2 separate regions of the Homo sapiens genome follow, and region 2 is linked to region 1. A link is an interaction called in ENCODE POLR2A ChIA-PET data of the cell type or tissue named here. Cell type or tissue: IMR-90. All regions are shown on one strand. Each heading gives the region's core, and the rest is flanking DNA. Links, peaks and the distances in the headings are about the cores only. Region 1 overlaps PRTFDC1 (phosphoribosyl transferase domain containing 1). Region 2 holds the start of LOC105376456 (a long non-coding RNA gene).

Region 1 (6,514 bases), core at 597-5,596:
AGACCCCTGTCTCTACAAAAAATTAAAAAATTTAGCTGGGTGTGGTGGCACCTGCCTGTAGTCCCAGCTACTTGGGAGGCTGAGGTGGGAGGATTGTTGTAGCCCAGGAGTTGAAGGCTGCAGTGAGCCTTGATTGCACTATTGCACTCCAGCCTAGGTGACAGAAAGAGACCCTGTCTCAAAAAGCAGATAAAATATAAAAAAACTTTTTAAAAAGGTAGCTGTCAGCCAGGCACAGTAGCTCATGCTTGTAATTCCAGCACTTTGGGAGGCCAAATCACTTGAGCTCATAAGTTTGAGACCAGCCTGGCCAACATGGTGAAAACCCATCTTTACTAAAAATACAAAAATTGGCTGGGCATGGTGGTACGTGTCTGCAGTCTCAGCTACATGGGAGTCTGAAGCAAGAGAATTGCTCGAACCCGGGAGGGTGAAGTTGCAGTGAGCTGAGATTGTACCACTGCACTCCAGCCTGGGTGACAGAGCAAGACTCCGTCTCAAAAAAAAAAAAAAAAAAAAAAAAAAAAGGTAGCTGTCCTAGCTACTCAGGAGGCTGAGGTGGGAGGATCACTTGAGCCCAGAAGTTTGAGGCTGCAGTGAGTTATGATCACACTACTGCCCTCCAGCTTGGGCTGGGCGACAGAGCAAGACCCTGTCTCATATTAAAGAATAAAAAAGAAAAAAAAAAAGGGCCGGGTGCAGTGGCTCGTGCCTGTAATCCTAGCACTTTGGGAGGCTGAGGCAGGCAGATCACTTGAGGTCAGGAGTTCCAGACCAGCCTGGCCAACATGGTGAAACCCCATCTCTGCTAAAAATACAAAAAATTAGCTGGGTGCAGTGGCAGGCGCCTGTAGTCCCAGCTACTCGGGAAGCTGAGGCATCAGAATTGTTTGAACCCAGGGGGTGGAGGTTGCAGTGAGCCGAGATTGTGCTACTGCACTCCAGCCCAGCCTGGGCAACAGAGCAAGACTCTGTCTCAAAACAAACAAACAAAGAACAAAAAAAATGAAGGGAGCGGAGCAATTGCACGGGGGCTCATCCAGCTGCTCCTGGAAACAGCTAATGGAGGCACAGTAAAGAGGAACTCAGAAACACGGCAAAGCACGTCTTCTTCCCTTACTTCTCTCAGGCTAGCAGTCAAGGGCTGTTTTTCAGTGTGGTCAAGCTGTAATACCCCAGGGGAAAAGGTCACTAGTTTGGAATATATTACACTCTTTGGAAAGAGCATCCTGTGTTAGCATCCCTTTTGGGCTTGCTTGGAAAACTAGAAATCACCATGCTATGAATGTCCAACTCACCTGGCTACCTTAATCATGTTGGGCTTGTATTTCTCTATATTGCTGAGTAGTGCTTTCATGGTCCTCCCAGTTCCGACAACATCCTTTGCAAAAAGGACAGATAAATTCAACAAAATGCATTTGAGCAGCACAATAGACTTTTCACCCAGGGAGATACTCCTGATTAATAATGCATCGTAATTAAAAATGCCATCCAATTTGGAGCCACAGTAGGAGGAAGAGTTGGTTATGTTTTATTTAGACAGGCGCTTCTTTCTGGAAGCTGAGTTTTGGGGAATCTACTGGAGACTCTTTCCTCCTTGAATCCTTTAGCTGTGTTGAAGGGCCAAATTTAGTCTTTGGACAGCATGTAGGACTCCTCGTTGAGTACACTTGGACTTGTGTCTGCACATTCAAGGACTAAATTTGGCCCTGAGTTTATGTAACACAATACAAGGCACATGAATTTTCATGGATATGTACATCTGAATACACTGAATGGATAAAAACCTCCCCCTTGTCCTCCCCCACTCAATGGGGGATTCTATGGCTGGGAAGTGAGAGGTGTCTGGACAGCAGCTGGTGACAGCCTGTGAATTCTGAGGGTCCACGGCTGCAGTGAGCTCGGGCTCATCTCTGCTGATGAGCTGCTGCACAATTAGAGGAGAATGGGCAGCGGCGATTTATTGTCCTAAGGACAGGAATCAGCTGTCATGAGCTGATTATCAAAACAACAGGTCTGAATGTAGCCAGGGTTGGGCAATTCATTTGGTTAGAGGGTCTACTCCATGGGTTATACTGAGCAAGAACTCCAGATGCACATGGCGCACACAGGCAATTGTGTAACAAAAGGTTGAAAACAGCTCCCCTGAATTTTTTGCTGTTTGATGAGACAAGCGTGCTCCTGAAGGAAACGTGGCCATTTGCTGTATTAGTCCACTACTGCCATAGGGATCCCACGTTCTCTTTTCTCTCTTTTTTTTAACAGAAAAACAAAAGTTAAAAAAAACGAAAAACGAAAAACAAAAAAACATAGCTTTCCCCATAGCTCGTCATTTTTAATTGATTGTGTTTATGATTTTGATGCTGAAAGTATTTGAGAATTCTTGAAATCATCAGAGGTCCTTAGCAAAGACACTGAATTCAGGGTAAACAGAGTTCTAACCTTGGTTTTACTGTGAAATGAATTTGGTTCAGTGAGCTAGTTTCCTCTTCTTTAAAGTTGTCTGATTCACAAAGAAGTATAAGAATCAACACAGAGATATGTGGAACTGGATACACAAAAAGGATAAAGTCGCCCACAAATACTGTTGCAAAGCTTTTATTCTACATTATTTGAAATCAGGGACGCTATCTGGCCCCTATTCATTAAATTTGGAGAGCATGCACCCAGTGGGAGCTCAAGAAATCCTTGGTCAATTTGATAACAAGGTTTACCGTTTAAAACTCACCATTAGATTCTTTCAACCTCCAAGTATGGAAAAGGAAATGCCAGCTTACCTCAACAATGAGAACATTCTGAAATAAACAAAACCCATATTTTAGAATGTGATGCCAATCTGACTCACAGGATACATACACATTTTTTTGCTTATAGTTAGAATTTCACAATTTACTTAGACGGTCCTTCCCCATCCATCTAATTCAAAGGACTAGAGGTGATCTAGGTTTTCCAGATTCATTTTAACAGGTCCTCTGGAATTAGTTGGTGGTGCAATATTAGTATCTATATTTAGGTTAGAAGCAAGCTTATCTTAGACCTGTCTGACGAGCTCTCCATAAAGTCATCCCATTTCAGTAATTCTGCCAAGGGCCTCCCACCCCCAGCATTCCCTTGGGAGGCAAAGCCTGTTGAGAGTTTACCAGGAAAACAATGCAACATGAACTGCATTGCTAATGGAGACCGTGCTCGGTAAATGCATCATGGGTTCAGCTGTGACAGCCTTACTCTTGCACAGCCACGAAAATCCCTGGGGACTCAGGATTTCCTCTTGGATTGTCAACCTAGATGAAGAGGGTAGGCTAGAGAAAGGGCTGGGAGGTGCCTGGTCTGTATTTTTAGCGAGCTGGTTAGATTCTTTGCAACAAGCTCTCAAGGCATTCCTCTACCTCTCCCCTAAGAACACTGTGATATGGTTTGGATCTGTGTCCCTGCACAAATCTCATGTTGAAGTGTAATTCTCAGTGCTCGAGGCGGGGCCTGGTGGGAGGTGACTGGATCACGGGGGTGGGTCTCATGAATGGTTTAGCATCATCATGCCCCTTGGTGGTGTTGTATCTGGTTGTTTAAAGGTGTATGACACCTCCCCCTCTTTCTCTTGCTCCATATCTGTCTCCAGACATCTGAAGTGCTGCTCTCCCTTTGCCTCTGCCATAATTTTTTTTTGAGACAGGGTCCCACTCTGTCACCCAGGCTGGAGTGCAGTAGTGCTATCTCCGTTCACTGTAACCTCCGCTTCCCGGGTTCAATCGATTCTCCCACCTCACCTTCCCACGTGGCTGGGATTATAGGTATGCACCACCACGCCTGGCTAATTTTTGTATTTTTAGTAGAGATGGAGTTTTACCATGTTGGCCAGGCTGAGCTCAAGTGATCTGCCCTCCTTGGCCTTCCAAAGTGCTGGAATTACAGGCACGAGCCGCCACACCCAGCCACCTTCTGTCACAGTTTTAAGTTTCCTGAAGCCTCCCTAGAAGCAGAACAGATGCCAGCACCATGCTTCCTATACAGCCTGCGGAACTGTGAGCCAATTACACCTTTTCTCTTTATAAATTACCCAGTCTCAGGTATTTCTTTATGTCAGTGTGAGGAAGGACTAATACACGATGATTGTACTGCATTTTAATTTCTTGTTTGATATCTGTCTTCCCCACTATATTCTAATCTCCATGAGGTTGGGATCATGTTTGTCTTGATTCCTACCGCATTGCCAGAAACTAGCATAATGCCTGCATATAAATGCTCAATAATTATTTGTTGAATAAAGCAATAATAACTGATTAAACTTATTACTGAGTTAAAACTGACTGATTAATTGGATTAGCAGTGACATGTTAATGCTGCCCCACCAAATTAAAATATGACTGTTAATATGCCATCCCAGTTTACTAAATGGTGAGACTATCCTTTCAACGTAATGGTGTTTCTCTTTCTTCAGATGATGTTTCATTTATCTCTATGATTTATACAATACTTTAAGAATCATGGCCTGGCACAGTGGCTCACGTCTGTAATCCCAGCACTTTAGGAGGCCGAGGTGGGTGGATCACCTGAGGTCAGGAGTTCAAGACCAGCCTGGCCAATTTGGTGAAACCCCGTCTCTACTAAAATATACAAAAATTAGCTGGGTGTGGTGGTAGGTGACTGTAATCCCAGCTACTCAGGAGGCTGAGGCGGGAGAATCACTTGAAACCGGGAGGCGGAGGTTGCAGTGAACCAAGATTGCACCACTGCACTCCAGCCTGGATGACAGGGTGAGACTCCATCTCAAAAGAAAAAAAGAAAAATCAGATCAAATACTACACATTCGATAACTTACTTATGTTTAATGCAAGATTTAATTAATAAAAATGTTAACCACCCAACCACCAAACCAGCCGACCAACAACTCTGTTAACTTTGCACCGTATATCAAACACATTCTTATGTTAAAATAACTTCTTGGAAGTGTTTTTCTGTCAGTTATGACATTTTTATTCATTAAATCCATTGAAAATCTTAATTTTATCATGGAAATGTATAAGATTATTTTGTCCATTTTTGAAGCAGGGCATGCCACGTTACCCTCCACTCTTTCAGTATATTTCAGTGTATTGAAACCCCTTCTCTAACAAAAAATACAAGAGTCATACTGCCAGGGGAGTCCTCTTGGTATTTTCAACAAGAATTTCTATGATCCTAACAACCAATTTGCAGTAGTTACTTGATATGTGCATTTTTAGTTTGATTGACGCTTACCAATCAGACCTATAAACCAACCAGAATACTTGGAGAATGTTGTGGTTAATTTAATTTTCTGGCTCACAATCTCTTTTTGTTTCAACTTTAAAAAGAAAAACCTTTCTAAAATGTGTTAGTCTGCATTCCTGCCTAATTAAGTAGAGTGTATGTGTTGAATGTAATTAAATATTTTTTTGACAGTACAGAACCTTGCAAAACAATAGAGTCATCTTTGAAAAGATTAGCTTCAATTCTAAGATATAGTGGTAAGTGGGAAGTAGGATTTGGATGTATACTGATATTGAGAGATATTGAAAGACACTGTCAAAATTATTCAAATACATCTTCAAATCAAGGTAATGCATACACATGTTTAAAATAGATTGAGGCCAGGCGCCGTGGCTCACACCTGTAATCCCAGCACTCTGGGAGGCTGAGGCGGGCAAATCACCTGAGGTCAGGAGTTCGAGAGCAGCCTGGCCAGTATATTGAAACCCCTTCTGTACCAAAAAATATAAAAATTAGCTGGGCTTGGTGGCCAGCCTGCAGTCCTAGCCACTTGGGAGATTGAGGCAGGAGAAGTGCCTGCACCTGGGAAGTGGAGGTTGCAGTGAGCTGAGATGGTGCCACTGCACTCCAGCCTGGGCAACAGAGTAAGACTCTATCTCAAAACAAAAAACAAAAACAAACAAACAAACAAACAAAAAACCAAATCAAATAGATTGAAAGGTTTTTAAAAGAAAAACACCCCTCCATCACTTCACCTCTGTTTGCTCCCAATTTTGCTTCCCAGAGACAGTCACTTTTAACTCTTTTAGCTGTTTTTCTGCTTGTTACTTTTTTATTTCTAAAAAATAGACTTAGTCATGTTTCACATAGCTATTTCTGTACTTAAAAACATATTTAAATCATTTATTGACTTTTAGGTTGCTTGTTTCTTAAAAAGGGTTTAAGTACAAATGCGTATTTTTAAATTTTATTTTTATTTTTTAGAGACAGGATCTCGATCATAGCTCCCTGTAACCTTGAACTTCTGGCCTCAAGTGATCCTCCCTCCTCAGCCTCCCAGAGTGCTAGGATTACAGGCATGAGCCACTGCGCCCAGCCGTGTATTCATTCTTATTATAGAAAGTGCACATATTTCCTTACATATAAATATATACCTGTCAAAGAAAGTTTGTACTTTCTATAATATATAAATATAAAACATTATAAAATGCTTGAAAACCAGAAAAGTCTAAAGACTTTCTAAATTTTTGATACATGCTTAACTGTTTAAAGTATATAAAATTTTTAT
Region 2 (6,514 bases), core at 930-5,929, 82 kb before region 1:
CTCTTTCTTCCTTTTTCTTTCTTTCTTTTTTTTTCTTTCTTTTTTTTTTTTTTTTTTTTTTTTTGAGACAGAGTCTCACTCTGTTGCCCAGACTGGAGTGCAGTGGCATGACCTGGGCTCACTGCAACCTTCACCTCCCAGCTTCAAGCGACTCTCCTGCCTCAGCCTACTGAGTAGCTAGGATCACAGGCACCCATCACCATGCCCAGCTAATTTTTAGATACATATCTTTTAATATAGTCTACATTAAAACTATTTTAAGGACTTGGGCCATATTGAAACAGAACAGTTAGTTTGGAGGGCCATTGTATGGAGTGGAAAATTTGCTGTTGGGACTATGGAAACAATTCAGGCTACATTCTTGCCTGAGTCCTGAGACATTCAGCACAGCATTTTAACACATCCTTTGACATTGATTTAGAAAAATGGCAAAAATGAAAGGTATGGTGGATATCTTTATGGAGCTCACCAAAATTTATCTTCCATTCTTCTGTTTAAAGCACTCCAACTTGTTTTGGAGGAATCTTTTTGCTAACCCAACGGATAGCAGCCATGAAATTGTAGTCATTACAGTGAAATTGCCCCAGGGGTGAACCTGATTGGCTTAAACCAATCAGAACATCCTATCTCTCTAGCCATAAGGATTACTCAGATATGGATATAATCACATTTGCAACAATGAGGCATAACAATATTATAATGAAACTTCTGGGAAAAAAGTTCCCTCACACTTCTAACAACCCCAAAAGAAAATTCTTCCTCTAGATGGGATGGGAAGGTTTTTACTTCTACAGCTATTGTTGCTACTGTGAATGAAGCTGACCTTAAGACAAAACTGAGACATTGGGAGGAGCAGGGAAGAGAGAATTAGAATGAAGTCACTAGAGCCACACTGTCCAGTAGAAATTTCTGTGTTGCTGGAAATTTTCTATATCTGCACTACCCAATATGGTAACCACTAGCCACATGTGGCTACTGAGCATTGAGTTGTGGCTACTGACAGAGGAATTAAGTTTTTAAGTTAGCTAATGAAAATTTAAATTTATCGAACAGTGAATCACGAGGTGGTGCACATAATACCTATGAATAGATCCATATGTCACCTAAACAAAAATCTGTTGCCAACACACACAAGACATCTGATTTTCAGAAAGAATGGATATATTAGATTTATGTGTTCATTCAAAGCTGTTATGGCAGTTAACTTTTGAGCAAGTGACTAGAAGATCAATATCCACTACTCTTTTTTTTGAGACAGAGTCTTGCTCTTGTCATCCAGGCTGGAGAGCAATGGTGTGAACTCAGCTCACTGCAACCCCCATCTCCCAGATTCAAGCAATTCTTCTGCCTCAGTCTCCCAAACAGCTGGGATTACAGGTGCCTGGCACCGCGTCTGGCTAATTTTTGTATTTTTAGTAGAGATGGGGTTTTGCCATGTTGGCCAGGATGGTCTCCATCTCCTGACCTCGTGATCCACCTGCCTTGGCCTTCCAAAGTGCTAGGATTACAGGCAAGAGCCACTGCGCCCAGACCTCGTGATCCACCCGCCTTGGCCTCCCAAAGTGCTGGGATTACAGGCATGAGCCACCGCGCCCAGCCTACTCTTTTTTACATCTGGCATTTTATAGCTGGGAGGACTTGGGCAAATTATATCAAATCTCTGATACTTCAAAGATTAAATGAGATAATCCATATAAAGGACTCAGCATGGAATCTTGCCTGTAATAAATATTCAATGAATGGTAGCCTGCTGCTACCACTGCTACTTACCACTGACATAATATAAATGACTGTCCACCTTTTAGTACCTAGAAATGCCTATATCTGACAGTAATAGGTCACTGAAACATGAACATATCAAAGTTGGAAGAGAGCTAGAGAGCAAGTAATCCAAGAAGATATCATTGCAGAAGGGTAAATTAACTCTCAGTTGTCAAAATGACCAGGCAATTAGTAGAGCACAGAAGAGACATTACAGCCAAGACCTCCTGGCTCAAAATTACAGCCAAGACCTCCTACTTTTTATTTTTGCTTCAACTTTTCCCAGATTTTTCAAACTGCCTGGCATTCTCTATTCAACTTAGCAAACAGGTTAATACTAGTGACTTAGAGAAAATTCCATTCATCTTCTAGGCAGTTTTACAATAATAAGATAATCTTCTCAAGACCATTTAACCTCACGGTTGACTCTAGTTTCACTCTTCAAGACGTGGTGGGAAGGATTTTGCTGTCAGTGTTATTGAATGCCTGAATCATAGCTGTGTCTAAAAGATTTCAAAAGTTCAAGCACTGTTTTGATCTCATTCTCTATTTCCTTTGAAAAAAATGTTCTTAGCAGGGGAAAAAAAAACCCTTTTTCTTGAGTTTATAGCACTGTATCATAATGGTCAAAGGCAGAATTGGGTAAATTCCTCAATGAGTTATGTATTTTCCTCTTTAGTTCCTTCTCTTGTCCGCAGGCCACCATTTTATAGCTTTCAAACTGGAGCCAACAATACCTAAAGTCTAAGTTCCTACTGATTCAATACTGAACGACTTCATCTTTGAGTCAAGATGGCAGGACACCAGGGCACCTATAATTTATGACTACATAAACAGATACTGTTTGTTCTACATTGACAAATTTTGGAGTTTCAAAGTCATTTCAATCCTTCTTCACATAGCACTGTAGGGATAGACTGGTTGGAATGTAAGTTTTGAAGCTGCATCATCTCATTAAAAATTATTGTTAGACTATAGTCCTATTAGATTATGATCAATACTTTACAACTAGAAAGTCAGAATGAGAAGGTGAGACCCCATTTGAGTTAATTTTGCATTATGTTGCTTCTACATGGATCTGTTTCAAGTATCATTTAAGCCACTGTGTGAAATTGAGTTTGAAATGAGAAATGTCTGATTTATAAAGATCTTTTTACCTTACCATCCATCCTAAGCCATACCAGATGTTCTAAGATACTCACCTCAATTACCACATAAAGGAAGAGGTTCCCATACTTCCACATTCTTTCTAAAAACACATGTTAGCAGTTCATTGTTTCCATGGCTGTAAGAGACATAAGTGTGTTCCTGGCACTTTGGGAGGCGAGGTGGGAGGATTGCTTAAGTCCAAGAGTTTGAAACCAGCCTGGGCAATATGGTGAGACTTCATCTCTAAAAAAATAAATAAATACAATGTGTTCCTAGTGCTTTACATTTCTTCCCTTCTCCTACGATAGGTTAGGGGTACAAACATTTTCTCCAAATCAATGTATGCCTTTTGTTAATGCCAACGGATTGTTTTTCTCAAACATTACTATAAATGGTGATTAGACTTCTAAGATGACCACACAAAAGAAGTATGTCAATTACTTTAGCGGTTATCTCGGCTTTGGATGGCTGGGATGGGAACTAATGATGAATCTCAGAATTATTATTTCTGGGAAATGTCACCCATGCTCCAAAATGCAGACTATGAATCTTAAGAACATAACCCATATGGAAGTTGGGGACTTCTTATACTTCAATCAGGTTTCAAGTCTGGATGGCATTTACTTAAACATTTTCTTAACAATATAATTTGGTGTATGGGCAACAGTGCAAACTCAAATAATAGATTCTAAAAATATAATAATGAATACATTATATGAAAAACTTCAAAATATAAAGCATTAATGCAAATGAAAGACTACCAGACATATTAAGGAAGGCATTCTGATACTGGTAGCCAAAAATATGTCTTCTTGGAGAAATAAATGTTATGGTTGATATATACGTACAAAAGATGCAATGGGTCAATGTTAATCATATCGCCCATTGTACTTTTATACTTTGAAAGCACTGAAAGATCCAGTAGTGAGTCATAACTGTGACTTCCAAACTAGATCAATTTTGAAGGAAACTGATTCCTGAGACTAGCTGATAAATGTCATTTGTAATGGGAAACATTTGCTTTCTGGCTAGTTTAGCGCATTTAGGTAGACAGTAATGAGTTGCAGCTGAAGGGTGGAGATCCTCTAAAAAGAAGTATATTTTTTCTTTGCCAAATATAATGAAAAAAGTATTTCTTCCAAGTATCCCACTATTGATAGTCATTCAAGAAAGATTCTTGCAATGTGACTCTTTCACAGAAAAAGAAAACCCACTGGAAAATCAGAAGAGAGAATTATTACAGCCCAATAAATAGTATGGAGCTGTAAGAAGAATAATCAACATTTATCACTATAGAAACAAAGATACAAATTAAAACAAAGAAGAAATATAGCTTAATGTACAGGAAAATAAATGTATGATAAACCACATATTAGCGTGGACTAGCTTATGTTTTAATTACAAATACATCCCAAATCTCAGGTGCTTAAGACAGCAAAGGCTTATTTTTCATTATGCTACATGTTTAGCATGGGTTTGCAAGAATGCTTTGCTCTGTTATTTTCTTAATCAACATGGGACATGGAAGGGAGCAGTAAGGTACCTGTCACTGGCAATGAAATGCCTCCCCCAAGAAGAGTCCACACATCACCTTCAGTTTCATTTCATTCGCCAAAGCAAATCACATGGCAATGAGCAATTTCAGTAGAACAAAGTTCAGTTCTACCATATGCCTAGAAGAAAGCAAATTAGAATATCTGAGAACAGCTGTTTGACACACTTACAAAAGAAAAACTAGTTATAGGCCAAGGACCATTACATGCAAAGAGAGTCTACAGAACTATTAATATCAACCACTGGAAGGTATTTGTTGACAGCAAAAAAAAAATAATTTTCAAATTTACTACTAATCAATACATGAACATGAGGATCTAGAAAACGTATTGCTTAGGTTGAAAAGAAGGACATAAGTCATCATGAGAAATGGTCCTAACATAAATTTCAGGCAAAACTTTATTGGTCTGGCCAGGCAAGGTGGTTCATGCCTGTAATCCCAGCACTTTGGGAGGCGGAGGCGGGTGGATCACCTGAGGTCAGGAGGTCAAGACAAGCCTGACCAAGGAGGCGAAGGTTGCAGCGAGTTGAGATCGCGCCATCGCACTCCAACCTGGACAACAAGAGCAAAACTCTGTCTCAAAAAAAAAAAAAACCAACCAAACAAACAACAAAAAAAACTTTATTGATGACAATATATTTGCTTATGAACTCAGCAAGTCAAGGATGTTTTCTAACCAGTTTTATTAGGAAGCCTGGTCTTTGTTAGTAGACTTCAATCTCTTATTTATTTATTTTTTGAGACAGGGTGTCACTCTGTCACCCAGGCTGGGGTGCAGTGGCACAATCAGAGCTCACTGCAGCCTCAACTTCCCGGGTTCAAGTGGTCTTCCCACCTCAGACTCCCAGGTAGCTGGGACTACAGGTGTGCACCACCATGCCCAACTAAGTTTTGTATTTTTTGTAGAGATATGGGGTCTCACCACGTTGCCCTTGGACTCCTGGGCTCAAGCAATTCACTCTCCTTGGCCTCCCAAAGGGCTAGGATTACAGGTAGAACCACTGAACCTGGCCTTTTATTTTTTTCAAGCCAGGAGAAACTCCTTCCCCCCTACCCAAATAAAATCTTATGTAGCACCACAGATATAAAAACAGAGTAGTAGTAGAGTTACTTAAACTGGGATTGGACTCCACAGTGGTCCTGAGACACTGTAATACCCTGGAATATTCTAGAATATAGTTTTACAAAACACTTGTCAATAGAAGAGTGTTCTTTGATTGTTAAACGATTAGAGCTTTAGTTTTCAAGAATTAAGGGCCAGGTGGTGGCTCATGAATACATAATCCCAGTGATGCAGGAGGCTAAGGTGGGAGGATTGCTTGAGGCTAGGAGTTCGAGATCAGCCTGGGCAATGTTGTAAGTAATTTTTGTCTTTACAAAAATTAAATCATTTTAAAAATTAGCTGCATGTGGTGGCATGCATCTGTAGTCCCCACTACTCAGGAGACTGAGGTGGGAGGATCTCTTGAGCCCAGGAGCTCAAGGCTGCGGTGAGCTATGATTGCACCACTGCACTCCAGCCTGAGCTACAGATTGAAACTCTGTCTCAAAAAAAAAAAAAAAAAAAAGTCAAGAATTAGAAGTGTAATAATGGGGCTCTGTATTCATTTCTATGTTAACCTATTTACTATGTTTTAAAGAAGTAGTACAATATTTATTCTCCAATTTAATTATGTGATTCATGTAATTATATTATTTGTATCTGTCTGTGGTTGTGTTATATAGACCTTAGTAATGTGTGTGTATGTGTGTATGACTGAAAGAAAAGTTTCACAAAATAAAGCCTGCACTTACTACATGCAATAAATTCTGACATACTCTCTTCTTTTCTATGCTATTTTTAAAAAATGCTATTTTCAGTCAATAAAATTATTTCACTATCCAGTGAAGGATCACCACCACAGTTTGAAAAAGCCCAGCCTGAGAGAACTTTCTAGTTGCTAAGCCACAAGGATCTAGCCTGCTAAACATTTCCACTGGTGGTTTGAATTAGGGCATTGATTGCACATTGATCATGTCTGTAGATGACATGAAGCTGGAGGATGTAGC

The links. ChIA-PET counts read pairs that join two places held together with the same protein. Peaks named below come from ENCODE experiments on the same cell type or tissue, not always from the same donor. Only the 100,000 strongest peaks of a DNase experiment are listed, where the experiment ranks them.
Region 2: POLR2A ChIA-PET joins it to region 1 with 11 read pairs; 2 of 35 experiments call an interaction of 5 or more read pairs at or near these places.

The regions. Positions count from the first base shown.
Region 1 is chr10:24,855,615-24,862,128 of GRCh38, forward strand. PRTFDC1 (phosphoribosyl transferase domain containing 1) reads right to left here. Exons shown (of 9, transcript NM_020200.7): 5 at 2,778-2,795; 6 at 1,299-1,381. Among named protein-coding and RNA genes, the nearest start is that of PRTFDC1, 94 kb to the right of the region's middle. In IMR-90, for the core only: no CTCF peak of the experiment used is centred there; a DNase peak (open chromatin) is centred at 2,817; H3K27ac peaks cover 240 bases.
Region 2 is chr10:24,773,499-24,780,012 of GRCh38, forward strand. LOC105376456 (a long non-coding RNA gene) reads right to left here and starts at 4,676. Exons shown (of 3, transcript XR_930757.3): 1 at 4,454-4,676; 2 at 2,964-3,153. In IMR-90, for the core only: no CTCF peak of the experiment used is centred there; no DNase peak of the experiment used is centred there.